Linked DNA regions of Homo sapiens: region 2 is linked to region 1. A link is a loop called in an ENCODE intact Hi-C map of the cell type or tissue named here. Cell type or tissue: natural killer cell. All regions are shown on one strand. Links, peaks and the distances in the headings refer to the core of each region. The heading gives the core; the rest is flanking DNA.

Region 1 (4,384 bases), core at 244-4,243:
GTAGTCCCAGCTCCTCGGGAGGCTGACGTGGGAGAAACACTTGAGCTGAGGAGGTTGAGGCTGCGGTGAGCTGTGTTCACACCACTGCACTCCAACCTGGGTGACACAGGAAGACCCTGTCGCAAAACAAAAACAAAAACTCTCAAAAAACAACAGAAAAGGTCAAAGATCCCACTGTAGTTTCATCGTACTCTCTGACTGATGGGCATCAAGGCTGAGCCCAGCGCATGGCTAGACACTGCTGTGAGCATCCTCCTTCATCTGTTCATCTTTGGGTACAGCCGTGAACATTTCCGAAGGACAAAGTCTTAGGGGAACTTTCAAGATCAAAGAGAATGCGTGCTTGCCATTCTGCCCAGTGGCCCTTGGCAGGGTTCTCCTTATTTGGATTCCCAAGATGTGACTTACTCGTTTAACCCGTATTTCTTTAGCACCAGATATACACCGGGCACTGTTCTGGGTGCTTGGGACACATCCGAGAACAAGATAGGAAACAAAATCCCTGCCCTCCTGGGGCTTCCATTCCAGCGGGGAGACTAAAAGTCTTCCTGGGACTGAGTGGCAGCCCAGGATGCAGGCCTTTGCATGCTCACACTGGGGAAGTCCTGGGCTAATAGGTAAGTCAAGTTGGTAGTATTAAAAGATATTGGCAATGCACAGTGGCTCATGCCTGCAGTCCTAGCACTTTGGGAGGCTAAGGCAGGAGGATCACTTGAGCTCAAGAGTTTGAGATCAGCCTGGGCAACATAGTGGGACCCTGTCTCTACAAAAAAATTAAAAATTAGCCAGGAGTGGTGGCACATGCCTATAGTCCTAGCTACTTAGGAGGGTTGAGGCAGAAGGATTGCTTGAGCCCAGGAGGTTGAGGCTGCAGTGAGCCATGATCACGCCATGGCACTCCAGCCTGGGTAGCATAGTGAGACCCTGTCTGAAAAATAGAATAAAGATATTAATTGCTGTAAATATTAGTGTAGGCTAAGGAGGTTCAGGAATGTTGTGAGGGGGACAGTTTTTTTTTTTTTTTTTTTTGACGGAGTCTTGCTCTGTTGCCCAGGCTGGAGTGCAGTGGCGCCATCTCGGCTCACTGCAACCTCTGCTTCCCAGGCAGAGATTCTCCCAGGAGAATCAAGCAGTTCTCCTGTCTCAGCCTCCCAAGTAGCTGGGACTACAGGTGCGCACCACCATGCCCAGCTAATTTCTGTATTTTTAGTAGAGATGGGGTTTTACTATGTTGGCCAGGCTGGTCTTGACCTCCTGACCTCGAGATCCTCCCACCTCGGCCTCCCAAAGTGCTGGGATTACAGGCGTGAGCCACCATACCTGGTGTGGGGGTAGAGTTTTCTTTTTTTGAGACAGAGTCTCACCCTGTTGCCCAGGCTGGGGTGCAATGGCGTGATCTCGGCTCACTGCAACCTCTGCCTCCCAGGTTCAAGCAGTTCTCCTGCCTCAGCCTCCCAAGTAGCTGGGATTACAGGTGTACGCCACCACACCTGGCTAATTTTTTGTGTGGTTAGTAGAGACGGGCTTTCACCATCTTGTCCAGGCTGGTCTCGAACTCCTGACCTCGTGATCCGCCTGCCTTGGCCTCCCAAAGTACTGGGATTACAGGTGTGAGCCACTGCGCCTGGCCAAGGGGGACAGTTTTAAATATGGTAGAACTAATTGAGAAGGTAACATCTGAATAAAGATTCAAATGAAGCGGCCGGGCACAGTGGCTCATGCCTGTAAACCCAGATCCCAGCACTTTGGGGAGCTGAAGTGGGTGGATCACTTGAAGTCAGGAGTTTGAGACCAGCCTGGCCAACATGGTGAAACCTCGTCTTTAATAAAAATACAAAAATCAGTAGGGTGTGGTGATTCGTGCCTGTAGTCCCAGCTACTTGGGAGGCTGAGGCAGGAGAATCACTTGAACCCAGGAAGCGGAGGTGGAGGTGGTGGTGAGCCGAGATCATGACACTGCACTTTAGCCTGGGTGACAGAGCGAGACTTTGTTTAAAAAAAAAAAAAAATTAAAGGAAGTAAGAGAGCAAGTTTTGTGGGAATCCAGAGAAAAGCCATTCCAGGCAGAGGAAACTGCCAGTGTCAAAGTCCCCTCACAGGAGTGAGCCTGACGATGAGCAGTCTTCAAAAGATTCCACATCATGGGCAAGTCAAGGTGTCCCATCTTTTATTTGCATCTCCTTTCTTCCCAGTGAGGTTGAGCATCCTTTCCTGAGTTTCTGTGTCTGCTAGTCTGTGGTTGGTAGCAGGTTCTCTGCTCCTTAGTTCCTGAGTACTTCTGAGCAGACACTTGTGACCTTCCCAGCTTGAGGGGTCTGCACACGCTGGGGTAGGTAATTGACAAAAACTACTTTCCTCTGTGCCTCTGGAGCTGAACTTGGAACTCTCCTGGGTGGGAGAGGCCCTGATCAATGCAAAAATAGGCCCTTAAGTGGATCGGGTGCTCCCTCTAGTGACAGACACAGCAGTAATTAAATGCATTACCCGGGGCCAATCCTGCTTCGCAAATCCCTGAGCACAAGGCAGAGACTTCTTGAGTGCACTAGGAATTTCTTGTAATGACTGTACAACCAACACTGGTGACGCACACCAAGCTTAAACAGAAAAATGCCCAGTGCTGGGGAGGGTGGGAGCACACGGACATTTTCACATACATGGACTTGGCACAGGCCCTCTGAGTCGTAGTTGGCATTGTCTAGCAAAAGTCTTCAAAATACACCTGCCACTCATCTCCTGAGAGCTCATCCTAAAGAAAATGGAGGGAGTGGCCGGGCGCGGTGGCTCACACCTGTAATCCCAGCACTGTGGGAGGCCAAGGCGGGTTGAGGGAGTGGCCAGGCGCGGTGGCTCACACCTGTAATCTCAGCACTTCGGGAGGCCAAGGTGGATTGAGGGAGTGGCCAGGCGCGGTGGCTCACACCTGTAATCCCAGCACTTCGGGAGGCCAAGGCGGGCAGATCACAAGGTCAGGGGATTGAGAGCAGCCTGGCCAACATGGCGAAACCCTGTCTCTACCAAAAGTACAAAAATTAGCTGGATGTGGTGGCAGTGCCTGTAGTCCCAGCTACTTGGGAGGCTGAGGCAGGAGAATCGCTTGAACCAGGGAGTCGGAGGTTGCAGTGAGCCAAGATTGCACCACTGCACTCCAGCCTGGGCGACAGAGCAAGACTCCATCTCAAAAAAAAAAAAAAAAAGAAAAAAGAAAAAAGAAAAAATTAAAGGAATGCACCAAGTGTTGTGCAAAAAGATGTTCCTCAAGTATTGTTTAGAGTAGTAAAAACTAGGGAAAACCCAAACATCTATTGGTAGTGATGGCAGGGGCTGCTGCTATCATGCTGGCTGCAGCAGGGAGGTGCAGCTGGGGCTGCACGTTTCATGGAGCCGGGGGAGCCCCGCCCCTTCTGAGTTGGGGCAGAGCTCCCCAGGTGTCACTGCAGTCACCCAAACTGTGGCTGTGGATCTGAGCCTCCCTGTGCTCTTGGGGGTGAGGGGGGTGGTGCCAGGAACGGGCAGGATCTGTCCTCCTGGGTGCAGCTGCAGCCACCAGACCCGGTACTGCAAATCTGGGCCTCCAGCTCCACAGAGCAGGCAGGAGCTGGGACAAGTGGGAGCCCTGCCCCTTCTGAATTGGTGGGGTGGGAGCTTCTGGGTGCAGTGGCAACTGCCCTCCCAGGCATGGGACTCAAGAGTCTCTGCAGCCTGCACCCTTGGGGGCCCCAGGAAGGGCCCCCCATCCCTTCAGTCTCAGGGGTGCCTGTTCCCACTGCCTGGCTTCTCACCGCTCCTGGCTCCTGCTCCCATCTCAGATCAGTGGTTAGGGCAGAGCCCCGGGGCTGTGAATGGCAGTAGGAGGCCTGGGCAGAAGGGGGCAGTCCTAAGGAGGGCCTGAAGGCTGGGGGCTGGGCTATCAGTCCTGAGGACCAGAGTGGGGACACGCGGTGCCTCTTCTGGGCTGCCCATGGCTACCCATGGACCAATCAGCATGGACTTCCTTCCCTCTGAGGCCCATAAAAGCTCTGGGCTCAGCCAGAGCAGGGCAGGGGACAGCCAGAGAAGGAAGAGGGAGGAGAGAGGATTGGACTACCAGTGGCAGAGAAGAGCTACCTGCAGACTACCTGCTGGCAGAGAGGAGCCACCCCCACCAGGGCCTCCTCTCTGCTAAGAATTGCAGACATTAGGATGACCAGTTGTAGGGAGGAGCTACCCTCTCCAGAACCTCCTGTCTGCTGATAACTGAACACTCAACAGATGACCTGCCTACAGAGAGGAGCTACCCACTGTGGGTCCTCTGAGCGGTTGTAACACTAAATCAAGCTCATCCTTGTCTTCTTCACCCTTCACTTGTCTGCGTACCTCATTCTTCCTGGACTCAGGACAAGAACTC
Region 2 (4,384 bases), core at 201-4,200, 210 kb before region 1:
GGAAGTCAAGGCTGCAGTAAGCTGCGATTGTGCCACTGCACTCCAGCCTGGGTGACAGAGTGAGCCCCTGTCTCAGAAAGCAAAACAATGGCCAGGCGCGGTGGCTCACACCTGTAATCCCAGCAATTTGGGAGGCCGAGGTGGGCAGATCACCTGAGATCAGGAGTTCGAGACCAGCCTGGCTAAGATGGTGAAACCCCATCTCTACTAAAATGCAAAAATTAGCTGGCTGTGGTGGCAGGCACCTGTACTCCCAGCTACTCAGGAGGCTGAGGCAGGAGAATGGTGTGAACCTGGGAGGCGGAGCTTGCAGTGAGTCAAGATAGCGCCACTGCACTCCAGCCTGGGTGACAGAGCAAGACTCTTTCTCAAAGAAAAAAAAAAAAAAAAAAAAAGCAAACAAAACAGCTGAGCATGGTTACTCACGCCTATAATCCCAGCACTTTGGGAGGCTGAGACGAGAGGATTCCTTGAGCCCAGGAGTTCAAGACCAGCCTGGGCAACATAGGGAGATCCCGTCTCTATAAAAAGTAGAAGTAAATTAGCCAGGCATGGTGGTGCACACCTGTGGTCCCAGCTACTCAGGAGGCTGAAGAGGGAAGATCAGTTGAGCCCAAGAGGTGGAGGCTGCAGTGAGCTGTGATTGCACCACTGCACTCCAGCTGGGGTGACAGAGGGAGACTCTGTCTCAAAATTAACAAATAAATAAATAAGTTCTCACACCACCACTTTGAGAAGTCAGTTTCTCTGTCTCTGAGAGCCTCAGTTTCCCCATCTGTATACACAAAGGTTTGGTTGCGAGAAGTTTCCTTTCAGTGGGCACCGGATGTAATTCATGCCAATCACTTGCTTGGGTTTCTGTTTTAACCTTTCTCTGTTTCTCGTCTATATCTTAAAAAAAATTTTTTTTTTATTGAGACAGGGTCTTGCTTTGTTGCCCAGGCTGGTCTCGAACTCCTAGACTCAAGTGATCCTCCTACCTTGGCCTCCCAAAGTTCTAGGATTATAGGCATGAGCCACCACACCCAGCTGTCTCCCCTATACTTTTTGATGTCTCTCTCTCTCTCCTGGTCCTCCTCCTCCTCCTCACTGTCTCTTCCCTCTATCTCTCTTCCCTCCCATCTAGATCCCCAACTTATAAACATGCTCACCCTCCCTGTCTATAAAAAAATGCATCACTTACATTGACTCCACACCCACCGTCCTACCACACCCTACTTGCTTTCTCTTCAAAACCCAACTCCTCGGCCGGGCATGGTGGCTCACGCCTGTAATCCCAGCACTATGGGAGCCCGAGGCAGGTGGATGACCTCAGGCAGGAGGTCAGGAGTTCAAGACCAGCCTGGCCAACATGGTGGCCATCTGTACTAAAAATACAAAAATTAGCCGGGCATGGTGGTGCATGCCTGTAATCACAGCTACTCAGGAGGCTGAGGCAGGAGAATCGCTTGAACCCAGGAGGGGACACTGCAGTGAGCCGAGATCGCACCACTGCACTCTAGCCTGGGTGACAGAGGGATACTCCATCTCAAAAAACAAAAAGAAACAATAAAAAAATCAACCACTCCACAAAATGACCCACATTCCCCAGCTTCCAAAGTCCTCCTGGAGCAGCTGCCTGTGTATGGGGAAGGCAAACCAAAAACAAAACCTGTAGGACCTCGGACTCGGGCCCTCCAACTCCAGTCCCTCCTTCAGATGAATGCAGCCCCAGCCAACATCTTAGCAGCAACCTCAGGAGAGACTCGGCCGTGCTCCTCTTTTCCCCTTAAGAACAGAAATTTCCACGGAGCCACTAATGAGAGTCCCATTAGCACGACCCTCATCACCTGAGTTCTTTTCAATTCCTCTTACCTGTGTGATGAGAAGCACCAAGAGAGCGTTGCTTGGTGTATGTAATGATACCATCTCTAGGTCTGGTGAGCAGGAACCAGAGTCACCACAGTGGGGCAGCAGAGGGCCTGGGCTCAGGTTTCCCAGAAGCAGAGCCTGAGGCAGGGATTCAGATGCTCATGAACTGTTTGAGGGTTTGCTTTCAGAAGACAGAGAGTGATGAAAGCAGTATGGGGCAGAGGAAGGAGCCAAGTGAGGCTATCACTTCAGAGGGATCCCATCACAGAGACAGGATCTGAACTTTTAACCTCTAATCTTTGTCTATGGGCTTCTCCAGGGGTGAGAGTTTCATGACTTTCCTAGTAAAACACGTTCCTCTCAGGTCAAGAGCAAGTTTTTTGTTTTTTTTGTTTTGTTTTGTTTTCAGATGAAATCTCGCTCTCACTCTGTCACCCAGGCTGAAGTGCAGTGGCACCATCTTGCCTCACTGCAACCTCCACCTCCCGGGTTAAAGGATTCTCCTGCCTCAGCCTCCCGAGTAGCTGGGATTACAGGCGCCTGCCATCACACCCAGCTACTTTTTGTTGTTGTTGTTGTTGTTTGTTTGTTTGTTTGAGACAGAGTCTGGCTCTGTTGCCCAGGCTGGAGTGCAGTGGCTCGATCTCAGCTCACTGTAAGCTCTGCCTCCCGGGTTCACGCCATTCTCCCGCCTCAGCCTCCGAAGTAGCTGGGACTACAGGTGCCCGCCAACATGCCCAGCTAATTTTTTATATTTTTTGGTAGAGATGGTGTTTCACCATGTTAGCCAGGATGGTCTCGATCTCGTGACGTCGTGATCCGCCTGCCTTGGCCTCCCAAAGTGCTGGGATTACAGGCGTGAGCCACTGTGCCTGGTCAATTTTTGTACTTTTAGTAGAGACGGGGTTTCACCATGTTGGCCAGGCTGGTCTCGAACTCCTGACCTCGTGTGATCCGCCTGCCTTGGCATCCCAAAGTACTGGGATTACAGGTGTGAGCCACTGCGCCCAGCCAAGACCAAGTCTCTTGAGAATGTGGCATCTGCAAGCAGCCAACACTGCTTAAGAATGAGTGCTCAGTGCCTGCAAAGGAGATCTGGGTGAAGCACCAGCGACGTCCACCCCTAAAGCCTCACACCTGTTACCAGTCCTGAGCCAGTTCTCAGTCTTGGAACCCCTTCCATGTAGCGGATGCTTTTCCCTCAGGGAGGACTCACCGATACTAGTCAAAGTACATACTGTAAACCTTCCTCCCAGTTTCTCCTAAAGGCCAATATCCATGGTCGCTGGGGATTAGAGAAAGAGAAAAGGCTACTGGACTCTGACTCTGAATCAATCCTAATTTGGAGGCACACACAGGTCACCGTGAATCATGGTCTGACTGGTGTGCTTGGGGCTGTCAGGTAACGAACGGAGGGTTCACCTAAAGACCATCACACAGTGGGTCAACGGGACTCTAAAGACCCTGTGTGGCTCCTTCCTCAGGCCTTGAGAGTGAAGTTGAAATCGACATTCTCATAAAATGGCAGACACAATGCTTTGGCTTCCCTGATCTGTAGTGTGAAAGCTTTGATGGTGGGAAGAAGAAATGGAAGCCCCTAGAAATTCCCCCATCTATATTGGGCCAGTCTTTCATTGCTATAAAGAAATACCTGAGACTGGGTAATTTATAAAGAAAAGAGTTTTAATTGGCTCGCGGCTCTGCAGGTTGTACAGGAAGCGTGGTGCTGGCATCTGCTCAGCTTCTGGGAAGGCCTCAGGGAGCTTTTCCACTCATGGCGGAAGGTGAAGAGGGAGCAGGCACATAACATGTCGAAAGCAGGAGCAAGAGAGAGAGGACGGGAGGTGCCACACACTTCTATTTTTTTATTTTATTATTATTAAATTTTTGAGATGGAGTTTCCCTCTGTCACCCAGGCTGGAGTGCAGTGACACCATTTTGGCTCACTGCAACCTTCACCTCCTGGGTTCAACTCCCAGCTAGTTTTTGTATTTTTAGTAGAGATAGGGTTTTGCCATGTTGTCCGGGCTGGTCTCAAACTCCTGACCTCAGGCGATCCAATGCACCTCGGCCTCCCAAAGTGCTGAGATTACAGGTGTGAGCCACCGCGCCCGGCCTTGCCACGTACTGTAAAATACCCAGATCTCTTGTGAGCTCACTCATCACCATGGGGATGGTACTAAACCATTCATGAGGGGTCCATCCCCAAGATCCTAACACCTCCCACCAAGTCCGGCCTCCAACACTGGGGATTCCATTTCAACATGAGATTTGGTGGGGACACAGATCCAAACCATAGTATCATCCTTCCCAAACAGTCAACCCAGGGAATCACAGAGATCAGCGCCAGCATCAAGCCTTGGAAAACACAGGGGTGGGATATGGGAGGGTGATTCCTAAACATTATCCTTTGATTCACATGATTAATCTATGCAGGAGCTTATGGATCTTGGAAGACAGAAGTAAGAAATGGTGATACTGGCCGGGCTCAGTGGCTCACGGCTGTGATCCCAGCACTTTGGGAGGCCAAGGA

Evidence for each region. Hi-C counts contacts between places; a loop is a spot of excess contacts. Peaks named below come from ENCODE experiments on the same cell type or tissue, not always from the same donor. Only the 100,000 strongest peaks of a DNase experiment are listed, where the experiment ranks them.
Region 2: it touches region 1 in a loop (14-fold over the local background); 11 of 110 quality-filtered maps call a loop at or near these places.

What each region holds. Positions count from the first base shown.
Region 1 is chr19:55,415,902-55,420,285 of GRCh38, forward strand. The region is part of intron 2 of LOC105372462 (a long non-coding RNA gene); the gene reads left to right. Among named protein-coding and RNA genes, the nearest start is that of UBE2S, 10 kb to the left of the region's middle. RefSeq lists enhancers at 2,526-2,655, 3,211-3,780 and a silencer at 4,117-4,317. In natural killer cell, for the core only: CTCF peaks have their summits at 2,455 (motif pointing left) and 2,664; a DNase peak (open chromatin) is centred at 2,450; H3K27me3 peaks cover 286 bases.
Region 2 is chr19:55,210,686-55,215,069 of GRCh38, forward strand. No RefSeq gene overlaps it. Among named protein-coding and RNA genes, the nearest start is that of PTPRH, 3.4 kb to the left of the region's middle. In natural killer cell, for the core only: no CTCF peak of the experiment used is centred there; a DNase peak (open chromatin) is centred at 1,956.